2 separate regions of the Homo sapiens genome follow, and region 2 is linked to region 1. A link is an interaction called in ENCODE POLR2A ChIA-PET data of the cell type or tissue named here. Cell type or tissue: CD4-positive, alpha-beta T cell. All regions are shown on one strand.

Region 1 (8,000 bases):
CCAAGTAGCTGGGATTACAGGCATGTACCACCACGCCCGGTTAATTTTGTATTTTTTTTTTAGTTGAGACAGGGTTTCTCCATGTTGGTCAGGCTGTTCTCAAACTCCCAACCTCAGGTGATAACGCCCGCCTCAGCCTCCCAAAGTGCTGGGATTACAAGGTGTGAGCCACCGCGCCTGGCTCTTCAGTTATTCTTGAAAACCACGGCCAGGCGCAATGGTTCGTGCCTGTAATCCCAGCACTTTGGGAGGCTGAGTTGGATCACTTTAGGTCAGGAGTTGGAGATCAGCCTGGCTAACATGGTGAAACCCTGTCCCTACTAAAAATACAAAAACTAGCCATGTATGTTGGTATGCATCTGTAGTCCCAGCTACTCGGGAGGCTGAGGCAGGAAAATCACTTGAACCCAGGAGGCAGAGTTTGCAGTGAGCCGACATTGTGCTACTGCATTCCAGCCTGGGCAACAGAGTGAGACTCTGTCTGAAAAAAAAATAGTAATAATAATTAAACCACAAGCATGAAAAGAAGAACTGGGTTGGGGTCTGAGGCCACCCAGAGAATTGTTCTCCACCCCAGCTCAAAACTTGGTCTTATTGTTGTTTCATCATGATGGATGTCTTCGTTGCTCCTCACAAACCCACTCACTTTTGGAATACCCACTTCTCTCTCTGGAATGTCCACTTCACAGAGATACCATGGCTATTCTTCCCTTTCTGTCAGTTCTGGCTTGCCATTCATTCCCACCCAACTGCAACATACCAGCTAGTAGCTGTTTTTCTCAAACCACACTCATGGACTACATCTCAAAAATAACTCCATTCTCTGAAGTATAGAACAAAGAAGGTCCAAATGGCCTCACTCCCAAGGCTGAAAGTTGTTCTGTAAGCTCAGCTAGGACTCTCAGGCAGGGGCCTCAGTTCTCCATATGGGCTTGCGAAGGGAAAATAAAACTTGGGGCCCCAAAAATCACTAAGCTAAAGAGAAGACTGAAGCTAGGAACTGCTTAGGGCAAACCTGCCTCCCACTGTATTCAAAGTCATTCCTCAGCTCGCTGAGATACACATCTGACTGCTTCCTTTGAAAAGGCTAATCAAACTCAAAAGAATGCAACCGTTTGCCTCTTATCTACCTATGACCTGGAAACCCACTCCCCTCTTTGAGTTGTTCTGCCTTTGCCTCGAGTCTGCCTTTGCGTCAAATTGTCACGCCTTTCTGGAAAAAACCAATGTTCATCTTACATATATTGATTGATGTCTCCCTAAAATGTATAAAAGTAAGTTGTACTGGGACCACCTTGGGCACATGTAGTCAGGACCTCCTGAGGCTGTGTTATGGGTGTGCATCCTTACCTTTGGCAAAATAAACTTCCTAAACTGACTGAGGCCTAACTCAGATATTCAGGGTTTACAGGCTTCTTGGGCTTCCTCATGGTGGCAGCTGAAGTCTAAGCAGGAGCCTTCAAAGAGTTCAGAATTGCATAATGCCAGGGCAGTTCAAAGAAAAACATTGTTTGGTAAAAGTGCTTAACCTATACACCAAAGGAAAATTTATAGCTGATGTTGTTTTTTTGTTGTTTGTCTGGTTTGAGACAAAATCTCGCTGTGTCACCCAGGCTAGAGTGCAGTGGTGGCATCTCAGCTCACTCCAACCTCCATCTCCTGGGTTCAAGCGATTCTCCTGCCTCAGCCACTCAGGTAGCTGGGATTACAGGCGTGCACCACCACACACGGCTAATTTTTATATTTTTAGTAGAGATGGGGTTTCATCATGTTGGCCAGACTAGTCTCGAACTCCTGACCTCAAGCAATCTGCCTCCCTCGGCCTCCCAAAGGGCTGGGATTACAGGTGTGAGCCACCGCGCTGGCCTGTACCTAGTTTTGAATCATGCGTTTCTACAAAGCAGCCTGAGGAAAGCATGCCAAACAAACCTCCACCCTGAAAAGGAGAAGATGGCCCTAGGATGGGTTAATAATCAAGGGCCATGAGGAAAGGATAACCTAAGGTGGAGTCCTAAAGGCCTAAAAAGGTGGGATCAGTTTAATGTATACAGTCTTTTTTTTTTTTTTTTTTTTTTGAGACAGAGTCTGGCCATCACCTAGGCTGGAGTGCAGTGGCTCGATCTCGGCTCATTGCAACCTCCGCTTCCCAGGTTCAAGCGATTCTCATGCCTCAGCCTCTTGAGTAGCTAGGACTACAGGCGCCCGCCACCACGCCCGGCTAATTTTTATATGTATTTTTAGTAGGGACGGAGTTTCACCATGTTAGCCAGGCTGGTCTTGAACTCCTGACATAGTGATCCGCCCACCTTGGCCTCCCAACGTGCTGGGATTACAGGCGTGAGCCACTGCGCCCGGCGGATGATCCATTTTTACAGATGGGAGGCATGTACTATCTTAAGCGTGAGAGACAGGCTACTAGAAAGGCCAAGACCATGGATTTCAACAAGTGGGGAAAAGTCCCAAAGGCGCAGATGGTTATAAAGGCCCTCCTGGGATAAGATACTTTGGCTGTAGACGCTGTAGAAAGTACTGGCCCCAGGAAGGAAAAATGGAAAAGCTGGCTGCAGGGTCTGGGGATATCCTAAGAGAACTTTCTGCGGCTGTAGGCTTTGGGAAAAGGGCCCTGAGGGCTGAGGGACAGGGCTGGGTCTGTCATCTAGTGACATCCGCACCCACCGAAGCTCCGCTGGGCTGCACCGCCAACTCTGGTCCTCTAGAGAGCTGCGAGGATGGGGATCAAACACTCAGTGGGGCCGGGCAGGCTGTCTGTGTCCGCAGCCCGCTCAACACGACGCCGGCATATCGCAGCGAACAGGAGAGGAGACGTCGCAGTCCCAGTAGTCTGTCTCCGCGTTTCTTGGCTGCCTGGTCCCGGCCCTGGTGCAGGGGGAAGACGATTACTTGGGATCTTGGGTCGGGACTCGGAGGGGCAAGGTAGAAAGGCAAAGGGGGCCGGTACTAACGGTGCGATTTGAGACTGTTCTACCTGAGTGACAGCGGACGCTCGCGCACGCGCGGAAAGACTTGGATGCCGCCCTCCCTGCGGCGCCCGAGGACCTCACGTGACCCCGAGGTCCTCACGTGACCCCCCACCAGCCAGCGAAGCGGGGTGGTCAGCGCCTCCGCAACGCATGTGGGTCAGCTGGCTGACGGGACCAGGATCTTCCCGGCGGCTCAGTGCAGTCGCTGAGCTAACGCCACAGTCTGGAAGTTGCCTGTTTCGTCAGAGCTGGGGAGATACTTGGGCAGGAAAGAGGAACTGAGGCCCAAGCGGCCGCGGGACTCCTTTAGGGCGGGACCTGCTGGTGTCCACCCGCCCCACTTAGTAATAGGTTTCCACGCCGGCCTGGGACCTTCTGGAGCGGTGACCTCAGAGGCGCGGCCATGGAGGTACCAGTGCAGGTGTCACCAGCCTCTGGGCGGTCCCTAAGGATTTTTTTTTTTTTTTGAGATGGAGTTTCGCTCTGTCGCCCAGGCTGGAGTGCAGTGGCGCGATCTCGTCTCACTGCAACACCCTCCTCCTGGGTTCAAGCGATGCTCCTACCCCAGCCTCCCGAGTAGCTGGGACCACACGAGCGCGCCACCACGCCCGACCAATTCAAGGGGAGCACTTCAACAATGACCATGTTGTAAGCTTCCGGGAGCGCAGATTCCGTGTGTTGGCGGCACCGGTGTGGAGTGTGTTCTACTCCCGCAGGTGTGAGCCTTCAGATGGGGAACGTGCGCTGGAAATTTCTGAGGAATGCTTGAACCAGGCCGGCTTTGGGCTGAAATTGAAAAAATTAGAAGTGCAGGTGTATCCTGGTTCTTTTCAGTGTATCGAAGTCGGGCTGTTGCAACCTTCGTTTTTGCACTTTAACGTTAGCTCTTCAGGGTATTAAATTTAGGGCTTTTGTGCTGTCAGAGGCAGATGGCCAAACGTACCGAACATTCTGCAAAGGTGAAATGAATTTTCTTAACTGCCCTGAAGTGTCTCAACTGCCAGGCCCTTGCGGGCCTTTGTTCCGTAACGTTCTCAGCTAAGAAAGATTACACGATCAATGGATTTGGGCAGGGTAATTGCTAAGTTTCTTCTTTCAAGTTATACTTTGATGTAAAGACTCCATTTCAATGCTACAAAACTCTTAATTTCAGCTTATTTGAAACATTCTACGAGCTCTACTCCCAGATGTTTTCTTGGTTTTGAGGGACACAGTGAGGATGAAGGGAACATGATATTCATGGTGGTAAAGGCAAAAATGTTGTTTACTCCACACACAAGACGAATTTTCCCTATACTAGAAGACAATTGAGTATTTTCCTAATAAGGTGTACAATATCGAGCTTCCAAGTCTACTTAGGAGACAAGGTGATGAGAGATTATGATAAGAGCAACAAGTCATAAACATAATGGTGACTGAATTATCTATAATCACCAAAGACTCAATGACTCATATCCCATGCTATCTCAAAGACATTTCACCCAGTTTTTCCCTCCATTGGTTCAAAATAAGATCACTGTCTTCTCCCTGACATGCTTTTTTTTTTTTTTTTTTTTTTTTTTTTTTGAGACTGTCGCTCTGTCGCCCAGGCTGGAGTGCAGTGGCTGCAAGCTCCACCGCTCCACCTCCCGGGTTCACGCCATTCTCCTGCCTCAGCCTCCCGAGTAGCTGGGACTACAGGCGCCCACCACTACGCCTGGCTAATTTTTTTGTATTTTTAGTAGAGACGGGGTTTCACCGTGTTAGCCAGGATGGTCTTGATCTCCTGACCTCGTGATCTGCCCACCTCGGCCTCCCAAAGTACTGGGATTACAGGCGTGAGCCACCGGGCCTGGCCTTTTTTCTTTTTTTTAAATTTAGATGGGGTCTCACTCTGTTACCCAGGCTGGAGTGCAGTGACCTGATCTTGGCTCACTGCAGCCTCCACCTCTCACCTCACCCTCCTGAGTAGATGGGACTACAGGCACAGGCCATCACGCCTTGGTATAGCATGATTTTTAAATTTGACTTCTAGGACACCCATTTTCTTGGTTTTCCCCTACTTCTGTTTCTGCTCCTGATTCTCAGTGGTTTTTGCTAATTCTCTCTTCTCACCACCTTTTAATTTGGAGTGTCCCCAAGTGTAATTCATGGTCCTCTTCTGTATCTAACCCTCACTTTCTTGGTGATCTTACCATGTCTCATGGGTTTAAATTTTATCTGCCATTCATCTCTGGTTATACATTTCTCAAATGCCATACTTTTACATCCAACTGCCCTCTTTTTTTTCTTTTCTTTTCTTTTTTTTTTTTTGAGACGGAGTCTCGCTCTGTCGCCCAGGCTGGAGTGCAGTGGCATGATCTCGGCTCACTGCAACCTCCACGTCCTGGGTTCATGCCATTCTCCTGCCTCAGCCTCCTGAGTTGCTGGGACTACAGGCACCTGCCACCATGCCTGGCTAATTTTTTGTATTTTTAGTAGAGACGGGGTTTCACCGTGTTAGCCAGGATGGTCTCGATCTCCTGACCTCGTGATCCGCCCGCCTCGGCCTCCCAAAGTGCTGGGATTATAGGCGTGAGCCACCACGCCTGGCCCCAACTGCCTTCTTGACATCTCTACACAGATGTCCAATAAACATCTGAAAATTGATGTGTCAATACTGAACTCATGATCTTCCTCTCTACACCTACTCCACCATGGCCTTTCCCATTATAAATGGCAGCAATTCCATCCTTTTAGTTGTTTATGCCAAAGCCTGCTTTCTTCCATTCCTCCAGTCATCAGGACGTCATGTTGACTCTACCTTCAAAACATGTCCCAAATCTGACCTTTTCTCAACCACCTCCACAGTGAACACCTTAGTTAGCTGTATTGTCATTGCAGGAGCCCCCTAACAGCTGTCTCTGCCTCTATCCTACTCCCCTCCCTGCCCCAGCCTCCCAGTGTCAATGCAGCAGCCGGAGTGACTGTTTTAAAAGCTAAGTCAGATCACATCACTCTTCTGCGGAAAACACTATCATGGCTTCTGGTTTCATTCAGAGTAAAAGCCAAAATCCTTAGAATAGCCTTCAAGGCCTGAAATGACCTGAATTCTGTTAGTCATGGTTCTAGCAGGAAACAGCTGGCATGTTCAAATTAGGATAGTTTAAGGAGAATTTTTAAAAGGGGTTATTTTAAAAGGTGTGAGTAGAGGAAAAGGAATGATTGTTCAACAACCTTGGGTCTAGTAACAGCGGGGCCTTTATAGCATCCCTACGCTGGAAGGGGCAAGGAACTGAGTGGTACCAGATCCCCAAAACAGAGAGGACTGAGGCGATAGCCACCTGTCAGGAGTTGAACCCTTCAGTGGGATGCAGCCAGCCAGTGAGCATCTTGCTTAGAGAGAGCAAGAGCGATGAATACCCAGATCCGACTCTCCTCACTCGCTCTCTTTTGTAGGTGCCCTGTTAGGAGATCCAACAGAAAGCCAGATGGCAAGGGTGTAGTCCCTAGAGGGCACCCTCCTGGGCTCACAGCAGGATGGAAGAAGGTAAAGGGTGGTCTGGAGGGCCACATATGGGATACCGAGCACCCTCTCTAAGCTCAGCCTGACCCTCCCCTTCCATTCATTCCCTCAAACCACACTGGCCTTGTTATCCTACAAGATCCCCATGCTTCTCTCTTAGGGCCTGTTTTAGCTACCCCCTCTGCCTGGAATATTCTTTCCCACATATTTTTTGGGCTAATGTCCTCATTTCCTTTGGCCTTTGCTCAGCTATCATTATCCTCTCAAATAGGACATCTTGGCCGCGCATGGCTGCTCATGCCTGTAATCCTAGCACTTTGGGAGGCCGAGGCAGGTGGATCACCTGAGATCAGGAGTTTGAGACCAGCCTAGCCAACATGGTGAAAACCCATCTCTACTAAAAATACAAAAATTAGCCAGGCGTGGTGGCACATGCCTGTAATCCCAGCTACCCAGGAGGCTACTCCTAGCTACTCAGGAGACAGGCAGGAGAATCGCTGGAACCCAGGAGGTGGAGGCTGCAGTGAGCCAAGATCGTACCACTGCACTCCAGTCTGGGTGACAGAGCGAGACTCCATCTCAAAAAAAAAAAAAAACAAACCCAAAAAGGACATCTTGATCACCCATTCAGCACTGCCACCCACCACCCAGCACTCCTGACCCTGCTACACTGTTGTACTTTTTCTTTCATCCATAGCACTTAACTTCCTGCATATTCTATCCTTCACTTATTTATTTTGCACTGTTTATTTCCTCCATCCCTCCACTAAGATTGAGCTCCGCAAGTGGAAGAATCTTTGTCAGCTTAGTTGATTGATGTATTCTAAGTGCCTAGATCAAATAATGCTTGTTGAATGAATTAACGGTCCTTTAGTACTTACTGAGTTCTAAGTTCTTTAAATGGATAGCGTTACATACAAAGAGAAAGGAACTACCATTATTCTATTTTTCAGATGAGGAGACTCTACTTTTTCACATTTTTCTTTTTTTAAAATTTTTTCAATATAAGTTTTACTTTTTTTTTTTTTTTTTTTTTGAGGCAGGGTCTCACTCTGGTTGCCCAGGCTGATATGTAGAGGCACAATCTCGGCTCACTGCAGCCTTAACCTTCCAGGCTCAGGTGATTCTCCCACCTCAGCCACCTGAGGATCTAGGATTACATGACCAGCTAATTTTTTGTATTTTTAGTAGAGGCAGGGTTTTGCCATGTTGCCCAGGCTGGTCTCAAACTCCTGGGCTCAAGTGATCCTCCTGCCTTGACCTCCCAGAGTGCTGGGATCACAGGCATGAGCCACCACACGTGGCCAGAATTTTTCCTTCTTAGCAGTGTCTTCAAACACTTGGTCTATTCCGTTCTTTTTTTTTTTTTTTTTTTTTTTGAGTTGGAGTCTTGCTCTGTCACCCAGGCTGGAGTGCAATGATGCGATCTTGGCTCACTGCAACCTCCGCCTCCCGGGTTCAAGCAATTCTCCTGCCTCAGCCTCTCAAGTAGCTGGGACTACAGGCACACACCACCAGCCTGGCTAATTTTTGTA
Region 2 (8,000 bases), 78 kb before region 1:
GTAACTAATACAGGCATGAAGGGCCAGACTGGAGGGAAAGGAGAAGAGGACCACGTTCTCCAATCTTAGCTTTATCAACAGCAAAGCTCCTAATACTCTGACTTTTCATCTAACTTCATCCTTCTCAAATGGTTCTAAACTGGGGAGGAAAAGGGAAGTCGCAGGCCACCTCCACAACTCTCCATTAATCGTTAGCACATCTACCCAGTTATTGAACCACAAGAGGGCTTGAAAGGGCCCCCCAGGCCTGGGCCCCAGCTTAGAAAGCAACACAGCAAAGAAACTCCCTGAGCCTCCTGACCATTTTTGCCTAAGCCAGGACTCATTTCTCTCTCACAAGTCCAAGCAGCTTTTATTTCATCCGTTTCATCCCATTCCGATCACCACTCCATCTTGTTCCACCTGCCTGCTGAGGCCAGGGGTAGGAATGGAAGAGCAGACTCAAGGAGATAGTTCTGGAACAGAGTGCCTTGGATCCTAGACCAAAAGGATTTTTTTTTCCTCTTTTCTTTTGCTATAAAGAATACAGTGGGCCGAGTGTGGTGGCTCACACCTGTAATCTCACCACTTTGGGAGGCCAAGGTGGGTGGACCACTGGAGGTCAGGAGTTCACAACGAGCCTGGCCAACATGGTGAAACCCTGTCTCTACTAATAATACAAAAAAAATTAGCCAGGCATGGTGGCATGTACCCGTAGTCCCAGCTACTTGGGAGGCTGAGGCAGGACATAACAGACCTAACTGGATTTTTATTTTCTCCTCAGGACCAGGAACAATAACTGGATTTTAATCCCTCCCACATGCCTCCTCCACTTAGTAGCTGTGTGACCTCAGGAAAGTTACTTAAATGAGGCCTCTGCTTCCCCATCAGTAAAATGGGGTAACATTACCTAACCAACTGCATTGTGATGGGGATCCAGTAAGCCACTAAATGTAAGAATTTAGCATATTGCCAGGCTATAGTAACATCTGCATGCTGGCTTTGAAAGAAAGAAAAAAAAAACATTCAAATTAAATATCTTCCATGAGCTTCTTCCTCACTGCCTACAGATGCTCAAATTTCTCCCATATAACTTTCAAAGGCTTCCTGTATGTCATGTCCCCTCCTAGACTCACCCAAGCTACAGCCTTCTCTCCCCAGCCTCTCACAGACAAACCCCAACAGAGAACGGGGTTTCTTTGTCAGTTCACCTCCTGACTCAAATCTTCATCTGCAATCTGATGTCTGCCTCCACCAATGGATTGAAATCACTCCAGAAAAAGTTGCCAGTAACTTTTTAATTGCTACAATCAATATGTTGTTTTTAGTCCTCTTACCAACCCTTCTGCAGCCTCTGAAACCAGAAAAGCCTCTCCAGGCACAGCTTTTGTGGGTGGTGGGCAACTAGCCCCTCCTCACTCTCTGATGGTCACTGCACTCTCTGGAACTCCTTTCCATGCCCCTATTCCTCAGCGAACCCCTCCACTATTGGTATGCTGCAAGTCTCTTTCTGCAGTTATCTTCCCTTTCCACCAAACACAGACACTATGGGAGATTTCATCCATGCTGGCCTCAACTGTCCTTCCCAATACACCTCGGAAAAATGCTACATGGGCCTCTCTCTCATGAATCTCAGTCCAGTCTGCTAGGCACAGTCATTTGAAGATGAGTATAAAGCTGTATAGAGACAATAATGAATCTAAAACTTAACAAGGATAAAAACGAATCTGTCCTCCAAAATCTGCTTCTCTATCCCAGTCTTGGTCCTTATTCATTCAATCCATCCACAGTTTAGCTTGCCTCTTTGTGGCCAGCACTGACCACAGCTAATCCTCAAAGAGCTTACAAGTGCAGGAAAGAACAAGTACACAGGCGGTTATTATACCACAGGTCAGGTGCTGCAATAAAGGGAAGCAGAGAGGACCACAAAACCCTTTAGAACAAGAACAGTGGGAGCTACCTTTTACCAGGGTAAAGGTGGAGAAAGAAGTGAAAAGTGAAAGCATCTCCTACACACCAAGCCCATCCTCTACTGCACGGCCAACATCAGAATCCCAAGAGCCTTCCCAAGCCTACCCTCTCTTACTCTCCACTTCTAAGTGGTGACCTTTGTAGTCAATTCAACATCCTGAGCATCTTTCACATCCATTCTCTAGTCTCCATACCAACTATTACTATCCCGAGTGACTTCTGTCGTTCTTTTCTTCAACCACCCCAAGAGTCTTTGCTGATTTTCCCACCTTTAGTTCACCACCGTCAATTCTCTTCCATACATCTATATAAACATAAAGCAAACTTTCTAGACACAAAACTGATGATGCTATCCCTCTTTTAAACCCTTCAATAGCTCAATATCGTTCCAGTATGGAGCCATGAATCTAGCTCCTGCCTTTCCCCTCCCTCCTCAAAGACCCCTTTTGCCCACTTGAAACCTTTGCTTCACTTTAAACCACTCGATGTTCCCAAAGGAGTGAAGCCATTTCCCTCCTTTGCTGTGCTATATATAGACATATGTGTCACGTGTACGCCGTTACGAATACCTTCTGTGAGCAAGACATCTGTTAAGTGCATTAATGTTCATTCTCTTAATTAAATCTCATAAGAACTCCATTGAGAGAGGGACCATGAATATCCCTATTTCACTAATGACAGAGAATAAAATGCTTGCTCAAGGTCCCAAGTTAGTAGGAGCAGAAGATGGGAAATGAGCCTAATCTGAGATTCTACTCATAACTGCTTTGCTATTTGCTTCTCCTATCCTCAGTGGTGCCTATCTGGCAAAACTCATCTTTCAACTTTATCTTACACGTTGACTCCCTTATGAAGCTTTTTGGGCAACACTCCCCACCAACTGACAACGTCCTTTTTAAATGCTCTCGGCACTCCACACACGTCATCAATCTTCATTATTCACAGATTCCGTATCTACAAATTTACCTACTCACTAAAATTTATAACCAGGCCAGGCATGGTGGCTCACACCTGTAATCCCAGCACTTGGGAGACCGAGGTGGACAGATCACCTGAGGTCAGGAGTTCGAGACCAGCCGGGCCAACATGGTGAAACCCTGTCTCTACTAAAAGCACAAAAATTAGCCGGGCATGGTGGCAGGCACCCGTAATCCCAGCTACTGAGGAGGCTGAGGCAGGAGAATAGCCTGAACCCAGGAGGCTGAGACTGCAGGTGAGCCGAGATAATGCCACTGCACTCCAGCCAGCCTGGGCACAAGAGTGAGGTTCTGTCTCAAAAAAAAAAAAAAAAATTATTTATAACCCCAAAATCAGTATTTGTATCACCATTTGTATGGTCATTCACAGACACGCATAGCGCAATGAAAAATTTGAATTGCCCAATGCACACATTCCCAGCTGAGGCCAAACAAAGGCTTTCTTGTTTCAGCTCTCATAATGCAAACAAGTGTCCATTCTATGGTCTATTTAGTGCCATGATTTTTGCACTTTTACACTGTCTGTTGGTGATTTAGCTGCTTAAAATGGCTCCCAAGCATAATGCTGAAGTGCTGTCTTGTGTTTCTAAGTACAAGAATACCATGGTTTATGGCTATAGCTATATGGCTTATGACAAAAATTCATGTTACATAAGGTTGGTTCAGTCATGAGTTACAGTGCTGTTGGCAACAAATTTAATGTTAATAAATCAACAATTATATTTTAAATACAGTGTCTTTAAAAAAAAAACACAAAAAACAAGATTATGTATTGATCAGTTGATGAAAATGTTCTGACCAGAGGGTGACAGGAACCTAAACTTGTACTTCCACTAGGAGCAACATTTCAGTATTTACTAGTTCATTGTTCATGATGACTTTATAGAACATAACTACTGCAAATAATGAGAATCAACTATACCTTGGCCCTTGTAATAAGACCATTCAGAAAAATCCCCTGCCCCAAAGAAGCTTCCCAGCCTACAGGGGTAAATTCAGGCAGCCACTCCTACAGACTACAATTGACTAGCCTGGCACAATCACTTCCCCGGGACTCAGAACTAGAGAGCAGAGACAATGCCATGAGGGGCTACAGCAGCTACTGTCTGCTATATGCATAAACAGAAAATGAGAGAAGGAAAGAGATCAGCAGAGAAAAGTAGAATCAAGAGAATGCAAGGCCCCAAGAAAGATGAAGGGACCAAAAAGCCAAGACTGAATCATCATAGGCATAATGAAATCATGAGCTCAATGCCTGAAGAATCTGCACCTTCAAGAGACTGCATTCTGGAGAGCTGAAATCTACATTATATGAGACATTCCAAATATGATTAAAGTCGCTTTTTTTTTTTTTTTTTTTTTTTTTTGAGAGGGAGTTTCACTCTTGTTGCCCAGGCTGGAGTACAATGGCGGAATCTCGGCTCACTGCAACCTCTACCTCCCTGGTTCAAGCAATTCTCCTGCCTCGGCCTTCCCAAGTAGCTGGGATTACAGGTGGACAGTATCACACCCGGCTAATTTTCGTATTTTTTGTAGAGACAAGGTTTTGCCATGTTTCCAGGCTGGTCCTGGACTCTTGAGCTCGAAGAGATCTGCCTGCCTTGGCTTCCCAAAGTGCTGGGATTACAGGTGTGAGCCACAGCACCTGGCCAATTTCTCTTTCGTTTTTTTGTGGGTTTGTTTTTAATAACAGTATGAGAATTAGGATACTTGAGAAGCAATATGAGCCAGAATCCTTGCAGATGTTTACAAATTCCCGATCTCTTAACTTTTTACTGTTATAATTCCCACACCTCGTTTGAGATTAAAAATAAATTACCTCATCTTTAATGGTGCTTTCCAAAGGATTCAACTTAAATTTGGTAGAAACAATAACACCGCTGTATTCACAGCTAATCTATTTACATAATTTTTAATTATATCTCATACTTACACAGCTGGCATAAACTGGATGGGAAATACTGTTGACCTGCTGAGTATTCAACTGGTATTTGGATATATTAACAATAGGCATAGCCTACTTAGCCCTGTGTGTGAGGTCAGTGGTGTTCTTTAGAGAGAATGTATGGTATCCCTTATCTGGTTAAGATAAGGGTGAGTCAGAGCTACTATAGTAGGCCAGTAAGATTAAGTAGCTGTAGGTGGCTGGCTAGTTTGCTTAAATAGCTCAATTAGTAATTGCATTCAGTGCTACAAAATGAATTTTGAGCCACTCAGGTTAATTTCATAAAGATTACACCAATGAACCAATTATTAGAAAGGATTATTATCAAAACGCAAATAGGAGTGAATAAACCTCCATGTGATGCACATCTGGTATTTGTAAAACAGCAGGTTTCCCACTTGCCATTGTCATCAGTTTATATTTGATAATAGCATCAGTCATGATTCAATTACCCATAGACACTGCTCTGGTTAACTTAAGCAGAAAGGGATTTGATATTGACTGGTGTTAGAGCACTGTTGAAGGTTGCAAGAGCAGACTCTCAGCTCAATCCCCAGGGATGTCTCCCAGAACACTGCTGCAGCAGGAGCTGTCAAGGGAACTGCCACTGCTACTACAAACAGAAGATCAGGGTCCAAGTTCATAGCACCTTGACTGAGATCTGGGGAGCAGGAAGTTGCTGTGGAACCTGTTTGTTTCACGAACACACCAAATTAGTTATGATCTAGGGGTCAGGAATCGTGCCAGAACTATTTCTTCAGACCCAAGCTACTTCTGCTAGATCTACTCCAGCAAGAATGCCTTACAGGTTTCCACTCTCTCCTTACCCTGCTCAGTTCTGAATCTAAGTCTTTTCATATTAAAAGACTTTAATCAGCCAGGCACGGTGGCTCACGCCTGTAATCCCAGCACTCTGGGAGGCCGAGGTGGGCAGATCACGAGGTCAAGAGATCGAGACCACGGTGAAACCCCATCTCTACTAAAAATACAAAGAATTTGCCAGGCATGGTGGCGGGCACCTGTAGTCCCAGCTACTCGGGAGGCTGAGGCAGGAGAATGGCTTGAACCCGGAAGGTGGAGCTTGCAGTGAGCCAAGATCACGCCACTGCACTCCAGCCTGGGCGACAGAGCGAGACTCCATCTCAAAAAAAAAAAAAAGACTTTAATCAGGCCTGGTGAGGTAGCTCAGGCCTGTAATCCCAGCACTTTGGAAGGTCAAGGTGGGTGGATCACCTGAGGTCAGGAGTTAAAGACCAGCTTGGCCAACATGGTGAAATCCTGTCTCTACTAAAAATACAAAAAATTAGCCAGGCCACTTGCACTCCAGTCTGGGCGAACATGAGACTCCTTCTCATAATTAAAAAAAAAAAAAAAAGGCACCAAATCTCCACCTAGATAGACGAATCTCACAAATGTAACACTGTGACACAGAGTCTTGCTCTGTTACCCAGGCTGGAGTGTAGTGGCATGATCCCAGCTCACTGCAACCTCCGCTTCCTGGGTTCAAGAGATTCTCCTGCCTCAGCCTCCCAAGTAGCTGGGATTACAGGCATGTGCCACCACGCCCCGCTAATTTTTGTATTTTTAGTAGAGGCGGGGTTTCACCATGTTGGTCAGGCTGGTCTCAAACTCCTGACCTTAGGTGATCCTCCCAGCTTAGCCTCCCAAAGTGCTGGGATTACAGGCGTGAGCTACCGCACCGGGCCTTGGAAAAATCTGATAAACTTTTGTATTTAGCTGTGGAAGCAGAGAGCTGTCACTTGAGTGAATAAGTTATTTAGCTACAAAGGCCTGAAACCCAGGAATGGTGGGGTGGCTCATGCCCATAATCCCAGGACTTTGGGAGGCCCAAGCGGGAGGATCACCTAAGGTCAGGAGTTCAAGACCAGCCTGGCCAACATGGTGAAACCCTGTCTCTACTAAAAATACAAAAATTAGCCAGGGGTGGTGGCAGGTGCCTGTAATCCTAGCTACTCAGAAGGTTGAGGCAGGAGAATTGCTTGAACCCAGGAGGCAGAGGTTGCAGTAAGACGAGATCATGCCACTGCACTCCAGCCTTGGTGACAGAGCAAGACTCTGTCTCAAAAAAAAAAAAAAAGAAAAAATTAGGCAAGCATGGTGGCATGCCTGTAGTCCCAGCCACTCAGGAGGCTGAGGCAGGACGATTCCCTGAGTCCAAGAGTTCAAGGCTGCAGTGAGCTATGATTTTGCCACTGCACTCCAGGCTGGGAAAGAGTGAGATCCTGTCTTTATGGGGAGAAAAAAAAAAAAAAAGGCCTGAAAACCTGTATGTTTTGAAGAAAAATGATGGAATGATGGGACTAGTTATCCTGACTATCAAACTGAAGAATTTCAAGTTTTTATGGCTTGCAGTTGGAAACCATTTCAGTTTCCAATTACAAACCATTTTAAATCTAGAGGATGGCTTGTTAAGAATGTTACATTTGATTAGCCAAACATGGTGGAAGCAGGTGGAGGTTGCGGTGAACCAAGATCGCGCCACTGCACTCCAGACTGGGCGACAGAGCAAGACTAAGTCTCAAAAAAAAAATTTTAACTTCAAGGACCTGGGGGCAATAAGGAGAACAGATATAACAACTTTCTTGTCTTAGACAGGTAAAGGGAACAATCTCAAAAATGTAAAACACAGGCATTCACTACTGAAAGAGCTACACTCACTACAGAAAAGATAAAATGAGGCAGATCACATTGTCATTCTAAAAGTCCTCCCACAGCCCCGGAGATGTGCCCAGCTGAAGCTGAAGGAAGACTCTTTGCATGACTTAACAGCTGGGGCAGCTAACATTTAAGTACTTAACATGAACATCAAGAGGTTAACAAACTCACTCAAAAGCAGCTTTGAAAAGATAAAACCTAGCAGTTACTGAGGTTTTGCTGAGAACGTAAGTGGCAGAAAGGAGTAGAGAGCTTTGGGTGCTTAAGGTCTGCTTCCACCCTGCTGTAGATGAAAACACCAAAAGTATAATATTAATAAAAAGAATTCTTCCCAGATAGCTGCCTAAATTGACCAAAATCCAAAGGAAATCAACAACAGCAATACAGATTAGACAACTGACTACAGAGTAAGTGAAAATCTGTTGTTTCCTTACTTGGGGGTAGGGGATGAA

The links. Peaks named below come from ENCODE experiments on the same cell type or tissue, not always from the same donor. Only the 100,000 strongest peaks of a DNase experiment are listed, where the experiment ranks them.
Region 2: POLR2A ChIA-PET joins it to region 1 with 10 read pairs; 7 of 35 experiments call an interaction of 5 or more read pairs at or near these places.

Annotation. Positions count from the first base shown.
Region 1 is chr9:6,699,330-6,707,329 of GRCh38, reverse strand. It overlaps LINC02851 (long intergenic non-protein coding RNA 2851), which reads right to left and starts at 3,023. Exons shown (of 3, transcript NR_184134.1): 1 at 2,987-3,023; 2 at 2,677-2,877. RefSeq lists a silencer at 1-35 and enhancers at 2,742-2,871, 2,922-3,011. In CD4-positive, alpha-beta T cell, no CTCF peak of the experiment used is centred here; a DNase peak (open chromatin) is centred at 3,039; H3K4me3 peaks cover 1,523 bases; H3K27ac peaks cover 1,362 bases.
Region 2 is chr9:6,777,063-6,785,062 of GRCh38, reverse strand. The region is part of intron 1 of KDM4C (lysine demethylase 4C); the gene reads right to left. Among named protein-coding and RNA genes, the nearest start is that of KDM4C, 23 kb to the right of the region's middle. RefSeq lists enhancers at 7,584-7,743, 7,481-8,000. In CD4-positive, alpha-beta T cell, no CTCF peak of the experiment used is centred here; no DNase peak of the experiment used is centred here.